Linked DNA regions of Homo sapiens: region 1 is linked to region 2. Evidence: chromatin loops called from intact Hi-C (ENCODE). Cell type or tissue: GM12878. All regions are shown on one strand. Links, peaks and the distances in the headings refer to the core of each region. The heading gives the core; the rest is flanking DNA. Region 1 has its middle 19 kb from the start of MIR5197. Region 2 holds the start of HMHB1 (histocompatibility minor HB-1).

Region 1 (9,914 bases), core at 629-8,628, 110 kb before region 2:
AATCATAGCTCTTTAAAGGAAATGTAATGAAATAAACACATTTTTCTAACTAACTGAAAGCGTGTGGTATGCAAACAATAGATATTCTTGTGTCTTCATTTTTATTTTATATTTTGCCTCTAGTTCTGGGAGTGCTCCAGGAATAACAATGGAAAAACAAAACATACATCAATTTGAACCTCATGTTTGGCCAGGGTCTAAACAAAAAAAAAAAAAAAAAAAAAAAGAAGCAAGAGATTTGAGCTGAAGTCTAAATTTAGACAAGGAAGCCCTACCATTTCAATATAGAGGTGAAAAGAATTCGCCACTGATAACAATCAGGTTTTTATCCTTCCCACCCCCACAGGGTGTTAACCATAATAGAAAACAAGCTGACAAGTCAGATAGTTAGCCCTACTTTCATTTACTCCTCTCTCACTCTGTGTACCACAAAGGTTGAAAAATGAGCAAACCAGAGAACCTTCTTAGTAATGGTCAAGGAGAGAGCAGCAACTTAGAAGCCTAGGCCTCCGCAGCTTTGGACATGCTGAGAACCCAGCTCCAAGCCTGGAAGTTGTTGAGGATGTTCTCTGAGGACATCTCAGCTCACTGGCTTCACTGTGTGGACTTCTGTGACTGTCGTACAATGGCCTCAGATGTACAACCCATTGGCTCAATCTGGCCTGTAGATACATTTGGCTTTGTTGACTTCCCCCTTCTTCCCCCTCCCCCCTCCCTCCTCCTCCTCCTTTTTAAAATTGCTCCAACATTTTAAAGTTTGAAGGGTAATCTGGGTTTCTGATATTTTTTTTTCTTCAATTGGAAGATCTGGCAATGTTGGGCCTACATTCTAATGTGGTCATACTTGGCAGAATCTAGCTGTGGCTGCCTGTAATAGAATGCAACTCCCACCTGGGCCCTGCACTCACTTAATGTTACCTTGTAGACACTTTTGTTTGCTCCCTCTGTTGAAGGTAGGGCTGGACCAAAATAGGCAGCGTTTTCCACTGTGGCTCAAAACCCCTGTCACGTGAACACAAAAGACTTAGCTGTGGCCAGCTGAAACGACCAAAGTGCACACATACGTTGTTGACTAGATGTCTGCTTTCTGAGCAAGAAAGATTCACTGCTCCCACTAGAAGGCTGAGAGCATAGACTTTAAAACCACTTGAGAATGACGCTCAGGTGAGAATAATTTTTAGTTCAATTAAAAGAAAAGCATTGGTGAGGGATTTGTGATTATCATTTCCTTCTGCATGATTCTTCCCTTTTAAGAAACATTTTTGTTTCCATTCTATCTATTGGGGGCTTTTACAACGAGTATTTGGGAAAAATTTCATGGAAGAGTCAAAGGTTTTGAGAGGACTTTTTTTGTTCTTATAAAATTTAGTCAAGTGCCAGATATTGTATTTTAACTAGATTTCCTGCTCTGAAATAGGCCAGGGAAGTGACCCAGAGCCAGGCATGCAATTGTCATGAGTGAGGAAGAGTTGTATACTTGGGAGTGTGGAGAAAATGATCCCAAACTTTGGAAAGTCTAGTAATAACCCACATTAGGAAATAGCCCCAAACAAATATACTCCTACCCCTGCTGCCTCTCCTCTCTACTCCAATTGTGTTGAATTGTATCTGTAAGCTGTATTATGGGTTTTCTAAAGTGGTTTACGAATAAGCAGAGTAAAGTAGTTCTTTCTATGGTCAGACTCCTAGTTGAAAAACCACCACGTATGATATTTTACAAAGCAAAAGAATCCTTCGCACAAGCTTGGAATCCCCTCTTCTTTATTTGTATTAGTCAATAAAGCAGACAATTCCTGGTTCCCAAAACACAATTCGAACTTTGAGCAGATATGGGCTCAGGCCTTGACCTGTATCTGGGCCAGAGCTACCTGCTTTGATTCTTCATGGAAAGGAAGTCCCTAATGAGCACATTACTTGACAAACAGACAAACAGGCCTTTTTAGTTTTTTTTTTTTTTGGGGGGGGTCGGGGGTGGTGTTGGGAATTATTTGGTAGGTAAAGCTAATCAGAAGACACATCTCCGTTCTTTTTAAACTTCTTGCTGAATTCAGAGTGGCAAGTGGCCAATGATTACTATCGTTTCTATTAGTCATCTAGTTACATGTTTAGGGATAACATATTTTGCTTTTGATAGGAAAAGGTTATCTCTGAAGAAAGTCATGAATGAGCCATCTTGTAGAGAGCAGTATACTGTAAAATTAGAAGAGAACTGTTTTTGTATTAAGGACACATTTGAAAACTCTTTAAAACATTTCCTTAAGCCAACAATAGGCCACAAGATCTCATTCATTCAGTAATCAACAAGGGCCAGGGGATAGCATTCTGGGAAAAGAGAAGCTGAAACGCAAATGTCCTCAAGTGGAGGGCTGAGGAAAGCTTAGAAGTAAACAAAAAGGTAGCCAGAGTAGGTGACATTAGGAGTAGAACAAGATAAAGTCAGAAAGTTAGACAGGGCTCAAGTCATAAGAGGATTTTTCATAGTAGATGGATGCATCCTTTGGGAACTCTAGACCAGTGCTGGCAAACCACAGCCTGCAAACTCAGTCTGGCCTTCTGCCTATTTTTACAAATAAGGTTTTACAGGAATACCTAAATGCTCATTCATTTAGGTATTGTCTATGACTGCTTTTGCACTACAATGGCAGAGTTGTGTGGTTGCAACAGAAACAATATGGCCCACAAAGCTGAACCTATTTGCTATCTGGCCCTTTATAGAAAAGATTTACCAACCAGGTGTGGTGGCTCACACCTGTAATCCCAGCACTTTGGGAGGCCAAGGTGGGTGGATCACCTGAGGTCAGGAGTTCAGGATGAGGCTGGCCAACATGGTGAAACCCCATCTCTACTAAAAATACAAAAATTAGCAGGTGTGGTGGTGCGTGCGTGTAATCCCAACTACTTGGGAGGCTGAGACAGGAGAATCGCTTGAACGAGGGAGGCGGAAGTTGCAGTGAGCCAAGATCGCACCATTGCACTCCAGCCTGGGCAACAAGAGTGAAACTCTGTCTCAAAAAAAAAGGAAAGAAAGAAAAGAAAAGAAAAGGTTTACCAATCATTGTATTAGATCATGCATTCTTGGTGGGTTTTTGGATGTTGCCTTTGGCTTATGGAAAGTTGTCTCTTATGTTAGCTTTGTTTTCTAAAAAGACACTGGATATGATTGCAAGAACAAGAATACCTAAGGCTAAGAGCTGGGCAACCAAGCATGTCTGCCAGAGGATGCCACCTTTTAAAACAATACCATGTGTGTCCCAGGATACTCAAAGAATGAACGTGAGAGGTGGAGGTCAGCCGAGAAGTAGAAACTGAGCAAGTCTGCTCGCTGTTACATGGATTGGTAGTGGTGGAATATGGATGGTTGCTTACATAGTTGTTCATTTGATTTAATGTAAATATCTATTGCTCTTATAAAAGGTTGAGTAATTTACTCCCACATTTGAATAAATGCTCTCAAGGCAATATCTACAACACGTTTGACCTCTCTATTGAGTCATTTTTCCAGACAGCTGTCTCTTGAGCTCGAAGAAACCACAGTTGTTTGAACACGAACTTGTTTCCATTGAGTTTTGCAAGTAGGGGCTTGATTCCATGTTGGGCTTACCTCGGGCTCCCAAACAGGTTCTTCCCAAACATAACTCCCATATTTGCATTCTTCATCTTCCAACTGGCTAGAAACCATAAACTCCTTTAATTGTCTGCTTCAGGGTGTATTATTTTATTATGGAAAAAACTCTCTCACTGGAAAAAAACTATATTTGTTTATTTGGTTTTATTCCACATATAGTTAGAATGCCTAGTACATGGCCTCATGGGAGCTTAAAGCCTGATGCTCAGAAGGCTGAATTAGTTGTTGTGTTAATGTCATTTTTGGTGGCATCTGTGAAATTATTGTGGAGAGAAATGTTAAAGGTCAGGGAAGATGAAACCCAGCAAAGAACACACCAGAAAGAACAGTGTTGAGGATTGAGTCTTGCTGTATTAGATGATTTTATACAATACCTGAGTTTCTATTTTTTTTTAATACGAGCTATTACAGTGACAGAAAAGTGACTGAAGTCCTGTAATATTTGTGGAAGACTGGCCACAACCAAGTCATTTTTATTTTGAGAGTAAGTTACCTGGATTGAAGTGACTTTTGCAAAGCTCAGGTCATGGGTTCAACCTACTAAATGATTAATTACATGATTTCCAGTCTATGGAGATAGGTTATTTTTTTTTAACCTCAGTAGCCATCATTCATATCCTCTTTCATTCATTTACTTGTTCCATATTGAGAACACCTTATATGTGTTAAACACTATATTTGACACTGGGGAAATAAATGAATAAGACATTTATGAAGCACCTGTTATGATCAGTGATTAAGGTCCAGTTCCTACCTTCAAGGATCTCACAATCTAGTGGGGAAATTGGCATCTAAACAAGTAACTATAAACAGTGAGATGAAATTTAAAGAGAATAGGCAGTACTGGCTTTTAGGTAAGAAAATGAACTTGAGTGCCAGATTTTAAACTCAAACTGTGTGACTCTGAATGAGTTATACTGCTTCTATAAGCCTCAGTTTCCTCATTTGAAAAGTGAGGATGCTGCTAGAGTGTATATCACAGAGTGACCATGAATACTAAAGAGATAATACCTCTAAAGTTATGTTGTTAGCATGGTACTTGGTACAAGGTAAGTGTTTAATAACTGTTAGCTATTGTTATGTGTTACAATGGAGACAAGCATTGGCAGACAGCTTTTTGGTTATGCACTTACATGGCTTGGAAACCAAATTCTATCATGTAAGGTTCTGTGACCTTGGGCGAGTTACTTTTAACTTTCCTGTGCCTCAGATTTCTATTTTGTAAAATAGAGATAATACCTATTTCACAGAATTGTTGTAGGACTTAAATGATATAATAGTGGTAAAGCTTTTGGCATAAAGACTGACAAATACGAACTCAATAAATGTCAACTGTATTAACATAACTGCTGCAGCTATGAAAACAAAAAAAGAAAACAATTGATAGGATGAGAAAACACTTTGCAGAGAAGGTGACACTTGCAAACATGTGTCATTGGTTGCCACGGGCATGGGTCAAAACCATCATCCTTTGTGACTGAGCAAACAATTCTGCACCTGTTCTCTGGGTAGTGGTTCCGTGGCATTTTGTTTGTGTGGTTTGGGACAGGACGTTAAATTATGGAAAATTTGAGAGTCATTGCCTCTGTATTTTCATCAGATAGCACAGGGTGTGACAAGTTCAGACTCCAGTCTCCCTCTCTCTGAAAAAAAACAAACTTTCTTGGAATTTTCTTCTCAAGTTACAGAGAACAACTTCAAGAGCATTGAGGTAAGAATTCTACTCCACACTGACCACTAATATCCTCCCTCCCATTCCCCAAAGTTAGGCTCACCCACAAAACTAATTTTAGTCTGTGGATACCTCTATCCACTGGTAGAAATTCTAGGAAATAAGTGTGAAGAAAACAAAAAATGAGCAGGATGACATGAAAAACTTATAGATATTTCTACATTCTCTAGACCCTTATGGCCTGCAAGCAAATAGTTTTCCTTACCATACTTCTTCGTTACTTGGTGTTTAGAATTAACCTCACCATTTTTCCTTTTGGGGGATAACTCTTTCTGTATTCTTAATTTAAGTACTTCAACAGAATTAACCACACTGCAAGTGACTCACTAGTGTAGACACCTGGCCTAGGCCTTATCACACTAGAAAATTGCCTTCTGCTAGCTTTGGTGATTGGCTTAGGGAGAAGAATTGACTCAGGTCTAAGCCTGCAGCTTCCAGGGGCACCATGGTGTACCTCAGAATGAAACAGACTCAGTGGAAGGTAGAGGGGAGAGAAGAAAAGCAAGACATGGTGAAATTACTTAAGTCCTGGAAACCTCCTGAACCCTGGACTTTTCACTTACATGAGCCAATAATTCACCTTTTTTGCTGAAGCTTATTTTGCATTCAGTTTTCTGTCTCTTGCAACCATAGGAATCTTAGTGCACTCAGAGGCAATGTTTATGACCTGCACAAACTGGTGAGAAGCACTTTATTGAGCCACCAATAGATTGGTCCTTCTTGGCTGACCAAACCTTACAGAATACAGCAGAAAAATGTCCAAAACTACTTTGGCAGCCCAAGGGGCAAGTACAAAAGAAGCACCGGAAAGTACCCCACTACCAACTAGAAGCCTGGACCTATGATGGGTCAGTGACTTGCTCTTGTGTTCCTATTTCTACCCTCATAAATTGGGGCATAGGCATGGCAGCCCTCCCAGGGACGAGAAAGGGATAGAGAAAGGCAATCCAGGGACCAGCATGGGTGTTGGCTCAAGCTAGACCCTGTCCCTGGAAAGTAGTCTGTAAATCAGACTTTGCACCCAGAGAACACACCGGTTTTAGAAATCATATGCTGAATTCCTTTGAAAAAATGGACAATTTTCCTTAATTTTTATTCTCAAGACCACACGGGACTATTCCCTTTTAGGTGTTCTGAAAATGAGGAAAAACTGTCTGGTTTTAGGCTTGCTTCAAGGATTAATGTCAGGTTTTACTGTGTTGTTTATCTCAAGTTGTCTTACCCTCAGATTGTTACTCAGCTTTTAGGAGGGTTTTTTGTTTGTTTGTTTGTTTTTTCCTTGGTGGTGGGAGGAACAGCAGCAGGAACGAAAACAGCAGCAGCCAGCCATGTACTGGGCATTACTTTTGTGTATGGCATATGACAAGCATGACACATATCACATGCATTCATATGCATGATCCTTACCACAAGGATAGGTGTGATTATTATCCCACTGTACACATGAGAAAACTGACAGTCGAAGGTGACAGCTAGTGTCTTTGAGAGTCAGGGATTTGATTCCAAAGCCAGTAAATACAACTCCACCATCTTGATGTGTATCTTTAGAAAAGGCAAATGAATATGCCCACCATTTGCTTAGCATAATACAAGCAAATGCAAGAGTTTCAGAAATCTAAATTTTCTACCCTCAGAAAATGCACATTCTAGAAAATGCATCAAGGCTTTATGTGAAAGTCAATTAGAAAAAATTACAAATGGCCTATTATTTAATCTAAATTGTTAAAGGCTATAGAAATTTTAGAAAATAGAACTTTCATGATGGGGTAATGATGGGTACACTGTGGAGGGGGTTGGGGATTTTATATGTTTAGATCATTTGGACTTTTGTTTAAATTTCTCTAATGATTAAAAGCTAACTGAAGATAGACATATCATCTATTTATTTTGCTTTCTACAGCCTTTGTTAGGAGTTTGCATAGGCTAATGCATACAACAAATAATAAATAGACAAATGCTAGCTGGCTCACTGAGATAATTACATACAATTATGAACTCATAGATCCTAAAGGCTATTGACTATAAGAAAAAAAGAGACTTTTAAAAGGCCAAGCAGATAATGGGTGTGAGATTCTGGGATCTATTTTTTTCCCCCCTCTCTTTAAGCGTGAAAGATCTTTGGGATATGACTTCAATCAGTCAGCTTAAAATGAACAAGAGTTGTTCATATACTTTGGGACAGAAAAATATTTAAAAAGTTTTTATTTAGTGATTATGAATTACTTCCACAAGGGGATGCCACCCTCTAAATCTATCTGACTTGTGGCACCAGCCCTGCCAAGCCATCCATCTTTTGACATTGTGAATGATAGCAAAATGATTCTTTTTCAGACTTCAAATGACATTTTAAACACAAAAGGCCAACAAGTACCACAAAAAAAAAAAAAAAAAAAAAAAAAGGAACGTTGTGGGATAAACCTGCAAAAGCAAACACAATGTGGTGGTCAGAGTTAGGCAGTGGATGGCTTAATCTTTTTCTCTGCAGGAAAAGTCAGAATTACTGGAAACTATATGGCTAAGCCCTGCTCTCGAAGCAAATTCCCACTTTGTGACTCAGTGAGCACACCTGTTAAATGGGCCCTTGAGAAGTGCTAGCACAGTGCCTTTCACTTCCATTCCCTCTATCTGACAAGGAGCAGCTTTGTTTCCAGCCGGAATTGAGAGTCTGGGAGAAGTTTATATTGTGGTTCCCAAGCTGTGGAATATGGCTTAAGAGCATGTAGTTGCATAGACTCTTGGGAAACATCTGTGGCTAAGTTAGTGTTTGCTTTGTATATGCAGAAGCTCATTTATGTGTAGGTGTGGTGATTTGGTTACACACACATGGTGCTGTTTAGCTCTTTTTCCATGGGTCTGTGATTATCATTTAAAGATAAGTATTTGAAGGGACAATTTAATGGTTAATGTTTCCTCCCTTTATACTGAGCTCTTAAGAATCTTTGATTTGGCACTTGTATGTTTTCATGTTATGACCTTAAATTAAATGCCAGAAGAATGTTTCAATAGCTGTTCTTTGGCACATAGCTCCTGATCAATGGTTAAGGGATTTGGGTCCATAGGTAGGTGAACTTGGACAAGCCATTTTACCGGTAGGCTCGGTTTCATTCAAATGACAAGGGGGATTGGGAGGGAAGGTTTGAAAAAAATGCCAACCCATCATGTCAGACTTTGAATAAACTGTAAGCTCCATGAGGATAGAGACCATAGCTACATGCACTGGAGGTTGGCAAAGTAAGTCCTGTGGGCCAAGCCATATGGTTTTGTATGATCCGCAAGTAAGAATGCCTTAAAATAGCAACACTTTATATAGGTATATGTAAGTCCTCGCATAATATCATTGATTTTCTCTCTTGGCCTGCAAAGATTAAAATATGTACTATTTGACCCTCTAAAAAAAGTTTGCTGAACTCCTGGTTTAGATCATCATTTTAATTTCAAGGTCTAGCACAATGCCTGATACAGGCATTAGGTTGAACTGAATATTCATTGAGTTATCCAGAATTCATGGTATTGATCATGAGGTGGTGGACACTATCTCACCTAATTTATTTAGAAATGGAAATGGCTGACTTGGTCAGGTGGCTAAAATGGAACCTGCTTAGAGGTTACTTAGATGTCAATGTGTAATGTGTTTGATTTCTGCATTGGTCAGTTACATTCTTTTTGTTCTTTAGCCACCAATATTAGCCAACTTTCTTGTAGTTACAAGCTGTTGATCCCAGCCTGTATTTTGCTGGGGTGCTATTTGTTGGTGGTTGTATCTTGCTACTCAAATAAGGACAGCAGACAGTGTACTTGTTAGAAATGTATAATCTCATGCCTCATCCTGGAACTTTTGAATCAGAATTTGCATTTTAACCATATCCCCAGATGATCTGATGAATGCTGAAGTTGGAGGAGCACTAGTATGGTGGACATTGACGGTGTCTAGCAGTACCCTACTATACTTCCTCCTTTCTAGCACAATACTGACTTTTTTATTGTTCATGTTTTATTCTGTTAGAATCATTATTAATGTCATGTTTTTCAAGGTACAATACTGATTTTTGTAAACATGATCCACACTCTCCAACACAGCTCACATAGCTTGGAACACTGTCCCCAGTTGCAGATGTGGCCTGATTGGCCTGATGGGTTTTTTTTATCCTCTTTTCCAGTCATATATTCAGAAAAGACTAAGTGACTCAACTTGGCCAGTGACAGTGGATCGATGATACGTCAAATAAGTCCTCTAGAAGCCTCTGGCAAAAGGTTTCAGAAGGTTATCATTGTGTGTGAAGGAGGGGCCTAGATTTCCCTCAGAAGAAGCCAAAAATAGAGGGTTGGGGCCAAGAGGATCACAGGGAATGGTATTCCTGGGCCAACCCTACCTCTGGCCCTCCTTTCAAATGAACCAATAAAGTCTCTGTAAAACAATAACTATTTCTTACTGAAATGGGAGAGTTCCCTGACCCCCTCACAGGATGTGTGACAGGGATGTGGCTCATCTGTTTGGTTGCCACCACTGCCCAAACCCTTTATGTGACGGGGAGCATGTAGATGGACAGGTGCAGGAGG
Region 2 (9,914 bases), core at 967-8,966:
TTAGAATGATGTGGGAGGGGGGCAATGAAAGACAGAAATGGGGGTTAAGGGGAATAAATAAGCACAATAGAGGAACCTCCATGGACCACTGATGACATTGCGCCATGAACCAAAGAGTGTTATTAACTCAAGCCTCTGTTCCTGAGAGCCAGAGTAAACAAAACAAAACAAATGTGCTCCGTTGAAACTTTCAAGCTTCCTCCAAAGGGGCCTGTCAAATTGGGGATATCCTACCTGCCCTCAGTTATCCCCTCTTAGGTCCTGAAAAATGCTAAACCTGGCCTAGACCACTGAAAGGGTTGATGACGTTTCTGTGTTTCCTCTCTATCCTGTTGGGGTATTATCCATGATATTGTGATTTTCAATATGTTATATTAACCTCTATATGGTATACATCTCTTGCCACCTACTTATATTTAGGGTTCATGATTCTAAGTCCCACATATGTGGGTGTCCATGACAAAATTCCAATCTTAGATGATACTTTTTGCTGTTCTCTCTTTTTCTAATAGCAAATAATTTTCATGATAGTAAACAGCAAATCGAATAGCAAAACTTAAATGCCCATCACTAAGAGACTGGTTAAATAATTATGATACATCCTTACAATAGACTATGCAGCCACAAAAACAAATGAAGAAGGTTTTAAGGCACCAATATAGAATTAACTTGTAGACATAGAAGTAAGTGAAAAAAAAGAGCGTGGAAAATCATGGGGATAATATGCTACAATTTACAAGCTTGTATATCTCAAGCATCTCTGAAAGAATATATAAGAAACTAATATTGGTTGCCCTAAAGGAAGAGACCCAGGTGACTCTGGACAGAGATAGAAGGAGATTTTCTGTACGTTTATACCTTTTGAACTTTTGGATTATGTGACTGCATGAACTGTTTTAAATTAATATGTAAAAATCAATAAATTTGGGAAAGGGGTTAGGGAGATGTTGGTCAAAATAAACAAGAAAAGATAAAAGAGGAGGACCAAATTAAAAATATAAAATAAAATCTACCAATAAAATTTATAAATTTATAATAGTCAAGGATTAAAAGTTTTCAGAATATTATATCATATATATGTAGATACAGAATAAGCAAACAGATTAAAATGATTATAACTATGCCCGCTATTGGTAGGTATAAAGTGATGCTGAATTTTAACAACTTAATTTAAAATCTTTAATTTTAAAAATTAATTTAAAATTAAATAATTTAAAATTTTAAAAGGTTTACAGTAGGTTTAAAAGTGGTGCTGAATTTTAAAAATAACCATGTATGTCAGAACTTATACACCATGTAAAGAATAACCTGTTTAAGGTCACCTTAAGAGGTAATACACTTACTTAAATGTAGCTGCTACTGCTGAACCTATTCTGGATTTCTCTAATATAGGGTTTTAAAATTTGGGGTCCATGGAGTCTGTGGATAAGATTCAGAGGCCTGTAAATCTGGGCAGGAAAAATTATATCTTTCTTTGTACTAACCTCTTTATGAAAGTTAAAGTTTCCTGGCCAGGCGCGGTAGCTCAAGCCTGTAATCCCAGCACTTTGGGAGGCCGAGGCAGGCGGATCACAAGGGCAGGAGATTAAGACCATCCTGGCTAACATGGTGAAACCCCGTCTCCACTAAAAATACAAAAAATTAGCCGGGCGTGGTGGCGGGTGCCTGTAGTCCCAGCTACTCAGGAGGCTGAGGCAGGAGAATGGCATGAACCCAGGAGGTGGAGCTTGCAGTGAGCCGAGATTGTGCCACTGCACTCCAGCCTGGGCGACAGAGCAAGACTCCGTCTCAAAAAAAAAAAAAAAAAGGAAAAATAGAAAGTTAAAGTTTCCTTTAATTATGAAAGCAATAGTAATACCTAAATTTTTGTTACCAGTGAAAATTCTGAGTCTAATTTAATTCTGTTATTTTCATAACACATTTTAGTTTTTGCAGATATCTGTAAATATCATTCCCAGGTTGATATTAGACATTTTTAGATCTTCTTATTTAATATGTTATTAAAGAAGAAAATATGTTACTATGTCACAATTTTTAACATTTTGATAACTGTATTCAATATAATTGGCTCTTTATAATTCTATATATTTTCTTTTATACTTATAAAAATGATGATTCTGAGACAGAGTCCAGGGGCCTTACCAGAGTGCATAAGCTTCCCAAAGCACAGAAAGTTAGACCTCCACACCTCCACAAATAGATCTAATTTCAGGGCAAGAAAAGCAGTGATGATGCTTTATGACCATATGTTCTTTTTGACAAAAAAGCAGTCTTTAACAGTTTTGGCTAATTGCAAAAAGCCAATGCATTCTCAAAGGAAAAAGATATGCCAACACTGAAGATACTTTTGAGAAAATTCCATCATCAAAGAAGATGGTTTTTGTTTTTTACAGACCCAGTCTTTCTCTGTCATCCAGGTTGGGGTGCATTATTGGAGTGATCATGGCTTACTGCAGCCTCAAACTCCTGGGCTCAATTGATCCTCTGGCCTCAGCCTCCTGAGTAACTGAGGCTACATGTATGCACCACCGTGCCTGGCTAATTTTTTATTTTTTATTTATTATTTTTTTTTGTGTGGGGATGAGGTCTATGTTGACCAGGCTGGTTTCAAACTCCTGGGCTCAAGCGATCCTGCTGCCTTGGCCTCCCAAAGTGCTGGGAATTACAGGTGTGAGCCACAGTGCCTGGCTAAGATGGAGTTTTATATACAGAATTATCAGGCCTTCTTTCATATCTCATCCTCAATATGCAAATAACTAATTCATTTAGCAAATATTTATTGAACGTCCATTATGTATGAGGCACTATTGTAAGTATTGGAATAAGTGCAGTGAACAGGTCAGATATGGTAACTGCCTGGATGGAGTTTATGTTATAATGGAAGCAAATAGACACAAGAAATATGATCGCATCAGGTATTTATAAGTGTTATGGTGAAAATAATGCAGAGTAATCTAATCTAGGGAGTGAGAGGGTGACTAGGGTCACCCATGTGGTGGCTAGGTGCCTGGGTCTGGCGTTGCACTTCTTCCATTCAAATCCTGGCTCCATGCACCTCTGGCTCTATGGCCTTGTCCAGTTGTGCACTCTCTAAATCCCAGTTTTGTTACCTGTAAAATGGACATATTAACATTACCTACTTTAAAGAGGTGTTTTAAAGAAAATGGCTACTCCTAACATCTCCCCAAGAACCAAGCACAGAATTTTGGAAGTTTTAATATATTTTCTTAAAGAAGTCTCTTTCTCAGCATTGTAAGACAATTAACTAGATTCAAGTCTCAGAGTTGTTAAGTTATTTTATCTTAAGGCATCCAACGGCACAGATTGACATTAAAGTGAAAGAAGAACTAGCTTCATCATTGCCATTGTTCTTTACCATAGCCCATGGGAACACAGGACCCGGCTGACTGAGAAAAGTGAATGAGGGGAATTATATCAGAAATGACAGAGAAGGATGGGCAGGATTTCTGGCAGGCACAGGTATTTCTAAGTAAGAAATGGTGTGGTTAGGAGAGAATACTCTCAAGAAGGGGAGAGATGGATTCTGCGGCAAAGGGAGGTTCCTTCATTCAGTGTTTATGGAGAGAATAAAGGCGCTGGCCCCTCCAGTGAGGATATGGAGTAAACGAGACAATCAAGTCCATCACTCCTGGAGCCTGCATTCTAGTGTGGAAGACAGACAGCAAATGATACATCAACATTAAGAAATTCATGAGTAAATAAAGATAATTTCAGGCAATAATAATTACTCTGAAGAACATAAACAGGGACCTATGATAGAAAAGGGGTGTAAAGGAGTTTGGAGGATTTAAGCTGAGTGAGCAATCTCATCTCTATTTTGATAAGGTCACTGTGGATTCTGTGTGGATAACACATTGGATGTGGATAAGAACAGGAGCAGAGAGACCTCCAATAGCAGGAGGCTGCTCTAGGGGTCCTTGCAAGGGATGCTGGCAGCTTGGACCCGAGTGGTGGGATGCAGATGGAAGAGGCAGGTGGACAGATGAGACAGCTGAAGCAGGAAAAGCAGGCACAAAGGCTAACACAACACAATGTAACAGAACGGGAGTTTAGAACGGAAGGAACACTCCAGAGTCATTCTGGTCCAATTCTGCAGATGAGGAAACCACATCCCAGGAGGCCGAGGCGGCTTGCCCCGCATCTCAGAAGCCGGGCAGGCCCTGAGCCTTCTGACCTCACATCCTCTGCCACACCACAGTGGAGAAACCAGAACTGGAGGAGCAGCCAGAATGCAGAGAAGAAAAAAGAGGTGAGGGAGCGAGGAGGAGGGAGAACAGAGAGAGAGGGAAAGAGGCAGCGAAGGGGCAGAGAAAATGAAAGAAAATGCTGGTGGAATGAGAGGGAAACCACAACAGGTGAAAACAGGGATGGCGGAAGGCAGGGGAGAGGAGTGAGACGGCCCTTGTTGCTGGGATTATTTAGGGCGGATAGTTTCCAGTTGAGGTTCGGTTTCATAGCCCATTGCCTGGCTGCCTGCAGCTGTCAGGGCACCAGAGGCAGCAGTTGGAGCAGCTGCCTGCACCACCTGAGCCACAAGGACAACGGCAAGGGAAGTGCAGATGGGCAGGAAGTCCCTCTGGGTCGGAGCCAGGGTAGCCAAGATCACATTGTTCTTGCCCACCGCGTGGGATGCTCAGGCTTCCCAAGGCAGCCCAGAGACCAGACCCGTCCTTTATCCTTAGCATGGCCACCATCATCACCATCATCGCCATGCTCCCACTTCTTAGGATCATGTGCCGGGGGCTTTGCATGCATTTCTCTCTTTCATCCTCACAGAAGCACTTGAGGGGGGTATAGCTTTCCCCAGTTTACAGATAAAGACACGATGGCTTCATTCCTTAACTCACTAACCTCATTTCAGAGCCAGGAAATGGCAGAAAGGCCCTGCTGTCGTGTTTTTTGTTTGTTTGTTTGTTTTTTTGTCTTGTTTTCTCCTCTTGAAGAGGACACACGGAGCCCTGGGTTGACGTTATAGGAGGTGTTGGTGCCGTGCACTGAAGGGATCTGCTGTTTTCTCCTTCCTGCAACTGGAGGTCACTCAGCCTGGACTGATGAGGCCGGGGAAGCCTGTGCTCTGTCTGGTCCACACAGCCCCCTCAGCCACCCCAGGGAATGCTCAGATCCAGTTGCACAGGTAGCCCACAGAATACAAACAGAACTTTCTTTTAGAATTTTTATGCTGTTTTATTGTTTCATACAGACAACTACCGACCTTCCCTTTTTTCCTTCAAGGCCCCTTTCAAATGTCACCTCTTCTATGAAGGTTTTATTTCTTTCCAGGCAAAATAAACCACTCCCTTTTTGGTGCCCTCATAGTTTTACATTTTGGCCTAAAGCACTTGTTCGCCTCCTCCATCAGAGCATGGGATTCTTGAGGGAAGGAACTGTGTTTTAATCATTTCTGTATCCTTGGCATCTAGCACAGTGCTTGGCACAGTAAAAGCTGTCAATAAATGTTAGCTGAACTGAAAAGTAAAAAATGGAAAGGGCATTTGTTGGGGCCAGCATAAGTCAACTGTTTCCATCCTTGTTTCCTTAACTCAGAAACTCAAATGAAGAAAGACATTGTCAGTCTCATGAGCAGTCCATATTTTTTTTTATTGGTGAGAGATAAAGTAAATGGCATGTGGATTTCCTTTGGAAGAATAACAAATAAAATTCTTTTGTAAGGATGTGAATTATAAAATTAACTTTTTTTATCTCCAGATTGTCATTTTGCAAGGAAAAAAATATAAGTAATAAATATGAACATACCTTTTTTATTTCAGACTTTTGCTCCATAGGCAATAGAAATGAGATGGCCAATTACAGTATTGAAGCAGAAGTACAGATATAACTCAGTGCAGAGGCAAATATGGCACATGATATTTTCATATTTTTATGTGTTACTATGAGTAACACTATTGCAAATTCATTTTATTTATGATTTGGTCTTTGTAGCTCCAATTTCATTATTAACTGAAATTTCATAGCATCATTCTTACTGACATGCATTGAAGATAAAAATGTTCTATATTTTCCTCATCTATCCTTGTCTTTTTCTTTATTAAAAATGTAGCCATTGGCAAAATAAAAGAACTAGCAATAAGCATACTGAAATCACAACTGAGACACATGACAATAATCTATAACCATGACACCTGTCCAGGCTGCATCCAGCCAAATATGGATCCAAAAAAAGGAATACTCATATTTGTTACTTATATTTTTTTCCTTGCAAAATAACAATTTGGAGATAACAAAAAGTTAATTTTATAACTCATATCCTTATAAAATACTTTTATTTGTTATTCTTTGTCTCTCGTCAATAGAAAAAAATATGGACCGCTCATGAAATTGACAATGTCTTTCTTTATTTGAGTTTTTGAGTTAAGGAATAAGGATGGAAACAGTTGACTTACACTGGCCCCAACAAATGCTCTTTCCATTTTTTGCGTTTCAGTTCATAGTAGGAGCTCACTCAGGACTTAGCTGTCAGAGAGAGGACAGTCTGAGGCCTATGTGCACTTCCCAGCACAACATCTCACATCCTCCTCATTTTTTATCACTCAAGATATTGAAAAACTAATATGCAAGGATGCTGTCATTATAGGGGTAATCTTCAATCGTCTCTAATTATATTTAAAATTATGTCATAAACTTCAGAAAGTAACCAGTATTAGTGTATACCTTATTATTAGCATAATCCAAGCTGGCCTCACCTACAAATAGAGTCATAATTATAAAAATTTTATCTTTTAGTCTCCTACTTTCTCAAAATGGAATTTGTCCCCACTAAAAGTTATCCTTCAAAGTAGTGCTTCACCTGTGCCCACAAATACCTGTGGCTATTGCACAAATATTGTGTGGCTTCTACCAGGTTTTCTTCCTGACCTAGCTCTCATTTGTTGATATTTGTTATCCCGTCAAACCTTTCTGTTGCTCAGCTTTGCAGCATGGATGGTGCAAAAATGCAAATGTTGCTCTGTCTGATACTGTTCCCAAAGCTGGCAAATTGTAGGATGTCACCATGGGGCAAGCTCCATGAATGAAGGGATTAGGGGTGAAGAGAAGAGAGAACTGACCTTTCTAACAAAGTTCAGAGACCTAAATTACTGAACTTTTCCCTAATTCTGTATTAGTTTCCTATTGTTGCTATACTGAATTACCACAAATTTAGTAGTTTAAATCTGCACAATTCATTATCTTACAGTTAAGAGGACAGAAATCCAATCAGGGCCTTATTTGGCTATAGTCAAGGTGTCAGTGGGGCTGTGGTTTTAGCTGAAGGCTCTTAGGGAGAATCCTTTTCCTTTCCTTTTCCAACTTACAGATTTACCTGCATTCCATTGCTCATGGTCCCATCTTCCGTCTTTAAAGCTAACAATGTTGCAGCTCTCTAACCTTTTTTCAAAGTAATGTATCCCTTTAACTTTCCTGTTTTGCTTCCCTCTTCTACTTTTTACTTTTTCTTTTTTCCTTGTATTTTTTTCTTTTTTTTTTTTGAGATGCAGTCTCGCTCTGTCGCCCAGGCTGGATTTGGAGTGCAGTGGCGCAATCTTGGCTCACTGCAACCTCCACATTTCGGGTTCAAGTGATTCTCCTGCTTCAGCCTCCTAAGTAGCTGGGATTACAGGTGAGCGCCACCATGCCTGGCTAATTTTTGTATTTTTTTTTTTTTTTGAGACGGAGTCTCGCTCTGTCGCCCAGGCCGGACTGCGGACTGCAGTGGCGCAATCTCGGCTCACTGCAAGCTCCGCTTCCCGGGTTCACGCCATTCTCCTGCCTCAGCCTCCCGAGTAGCTGGGACTACAGGCGCCCGCTACCGCACCCGGCTAATTTTTTGTATTTTTAGTAGAGACGGGGTTTCACCTTGTTAGCCAGGATGGTCTCGATCTCCTGACCTCATGATCCACCCGCCTCGGCCTCCCAAAGTGCTGGGATTACAGGCGTGAGCCGCTGTGCCCAGCCCTCTTTTCCACTTTTAAGGGCCCTTTTATTACATTAAGCTTTCTCAGATAACCCAAAAGAATCTCCCTATTTTAAGGTCACCTGATTAGCAATCTAAATTCCATCTGCAAACTTAATTATCCTTTGCCATAGTTCTGAGGATTATGACATGAGCATCTTGGGGGAGAATATTATTCTGCTACCAAGAATATATTTTTTAAATATTCTCATTTCCATAGGTTATTGTGGAGTAGGTGGTGTTTGGTTACATGAGTCAGTTCTTTAGTGGTGATTTCTGAGATTTTGGTGCACTCATCACATGAGCTGTATACATTGCATCCTATTTGTAGTCTTTTATCCCTCACTCCCTTCCCACCCTTTCCCCCTGAGTCCCCAAAGTCCACTGTGTCATTATTATGCCTTTGCGTCCTCACAGCTTAGCTCTCACTTATGAGTGAGAATATATGATATTTGGTTTTCCATTCCTGAGTTACTTCACTTAGAGTAATACTCTCCATTCTCATCCAGGTCACTGTGGATGCCATTAATTAATTCCTTTTTATGGCTGAGTAGTATTCCATTGTATATATATACCACAGTTTCTTTATCCACTCATTGATTAATGGGCATTCGTATTGGTTCCATGATTTTGCACGTGCAAATTATGCTGCTATAAACATGTGTGTGCAAGTATCTTTTTCGCATAATGACTTCTTTTCCTCTGGGTTGATACCCAGTAGTGGGATTGCTGGATCAAATGGTAGCTCTACTTTTAGTTCTTTAAAGAATCTTCACACTGTTTTCCATAATGGTTGTACAAGTTTACATTCCCACCAGCAGTGTAAAAGTGTTCCCCGTTCACTGCATCCATGCCAGCATCTACTGTGCTTTGATTTTTTGATTATAGCCATTCTTGCAGAGTAAGATGGTATTGCACTGTGGTTTTGATTTGCATTTCCTTGATCATTAGTGATGCTCAGTGTTTTTTCATATGTTTGTTGGCCATTTGTATATCTTCTTCTGAGAATTGTCTATTCATGTCCTTAGCCCACTTTTTGATGGGATTTTTTTCTTCCTTGCTGATTTGTTTGAGTTTGTTGTAGATTCTGGATATTAGTCCTTAGTCCTTTGTCACATGTATAGATTGTGAAGATTTTTTTCTCACTCTGTCAGTCATCTGTTTACTCTGCTGTTTCTTTTGCTGCGTAAAAGCTCTTTAGTTTAATTAAGTCCCAGCTATTTATCTTTGTTTTTATTGCCTTTGCTTTTGGGTTCTTGGCCATGAAATCCTTGCCTAAGCCAATGTCTAGAAGGGTTTTCCCAATGTTCTCTTCTAGAATTTTTATAGTTTCAGGTCTTAGATTTGAGTCCTTAATCCATCTTGAGTTGATTTTTGTATATGGTGAGAGATGGGGATCCAGTTTCATTCTCCTACACGTGGCTAGCCAATTATCCCACCACCATTTGTTGACAAGGGTGTCCTTTCCCCACTTTATGTTTTTGTTTGCTCTGTCAAATATCAGTTGGCTGTAAGTATTTGGGTTTATTTCTGGTTCTCTATTCTGTTCCATTGGTCTATGTGCCTATTTTTATACCAGTACCATGCTGTTTTGGTGACTATGTCTCATAGTATAGTTTGAAATCAGGTAATGTGATGCCTCCAGATTTGTTCTTTTTGCTTATCTTGGTTTGGCTATGCGGGCTCTTTTTTGGATCCATATGAATTTTAGAATTGTTTTTTCCTAATTGTGTGAAGAATGATGGTGGTATTTTGATGGGGATGGTGTTGAATTTGTAGATTGCTTTTGGCAGTATGGTCATTTTCACAATATTGATTTGCAGTAGCATCCAAAGATATCAAATACCTAGAAATAAATTAGTAAATGCAATGCAAAAATTCTAGGCTGAAAACTACAAAACTGCTGAAAGAAATTAAAGGAGACCTTTGAAAATGTGGAAAAGTA

The links. Peaks named below come from ENCODE experiments on the same cell type or tissue, not always from the same donor. Only the 100,000 strongest peaks of a DNase experiment are listed, where the experiment ranks them.
Region 1: a loop joins it to region 2, with 2.4 times the contacts of the local background. A loop is called at or near these places in 11 of 110 quality-filtered maps.

Annotation. Positions count from the first base shown.
Region 1 is chr5:143,693,600-143,703,513 of GRCh38, forward strand. No RefSeq gene overlaps it. Among named protein-coding and RNA genes, the nearest start is that of MIR5197, 19 kb to the left of the region's middle. In GM12878, for the core only: no CTCF peak of the experiment used is centred there; no DNase peak of the experiment used is centred there.
Region 2 is chr5:143,808,035-143,817,948 of GRCh38, forward strand. It overlaps HMHB1 (histocompatibility minor HB-1), which reads left to right and starts at 4,127. Exons shown (of 2, transcript NM_021182.3): 1 at 4,127-4,270. The coding sequence starts at 4,234. In GM12878, for the core only: no CTCF peak of the experiment used is centred there; no DNase peak of the experiment used is centred there; H3K4me3 peaks cover 1,025 bases; H3K27ac peaks cover 608 bases.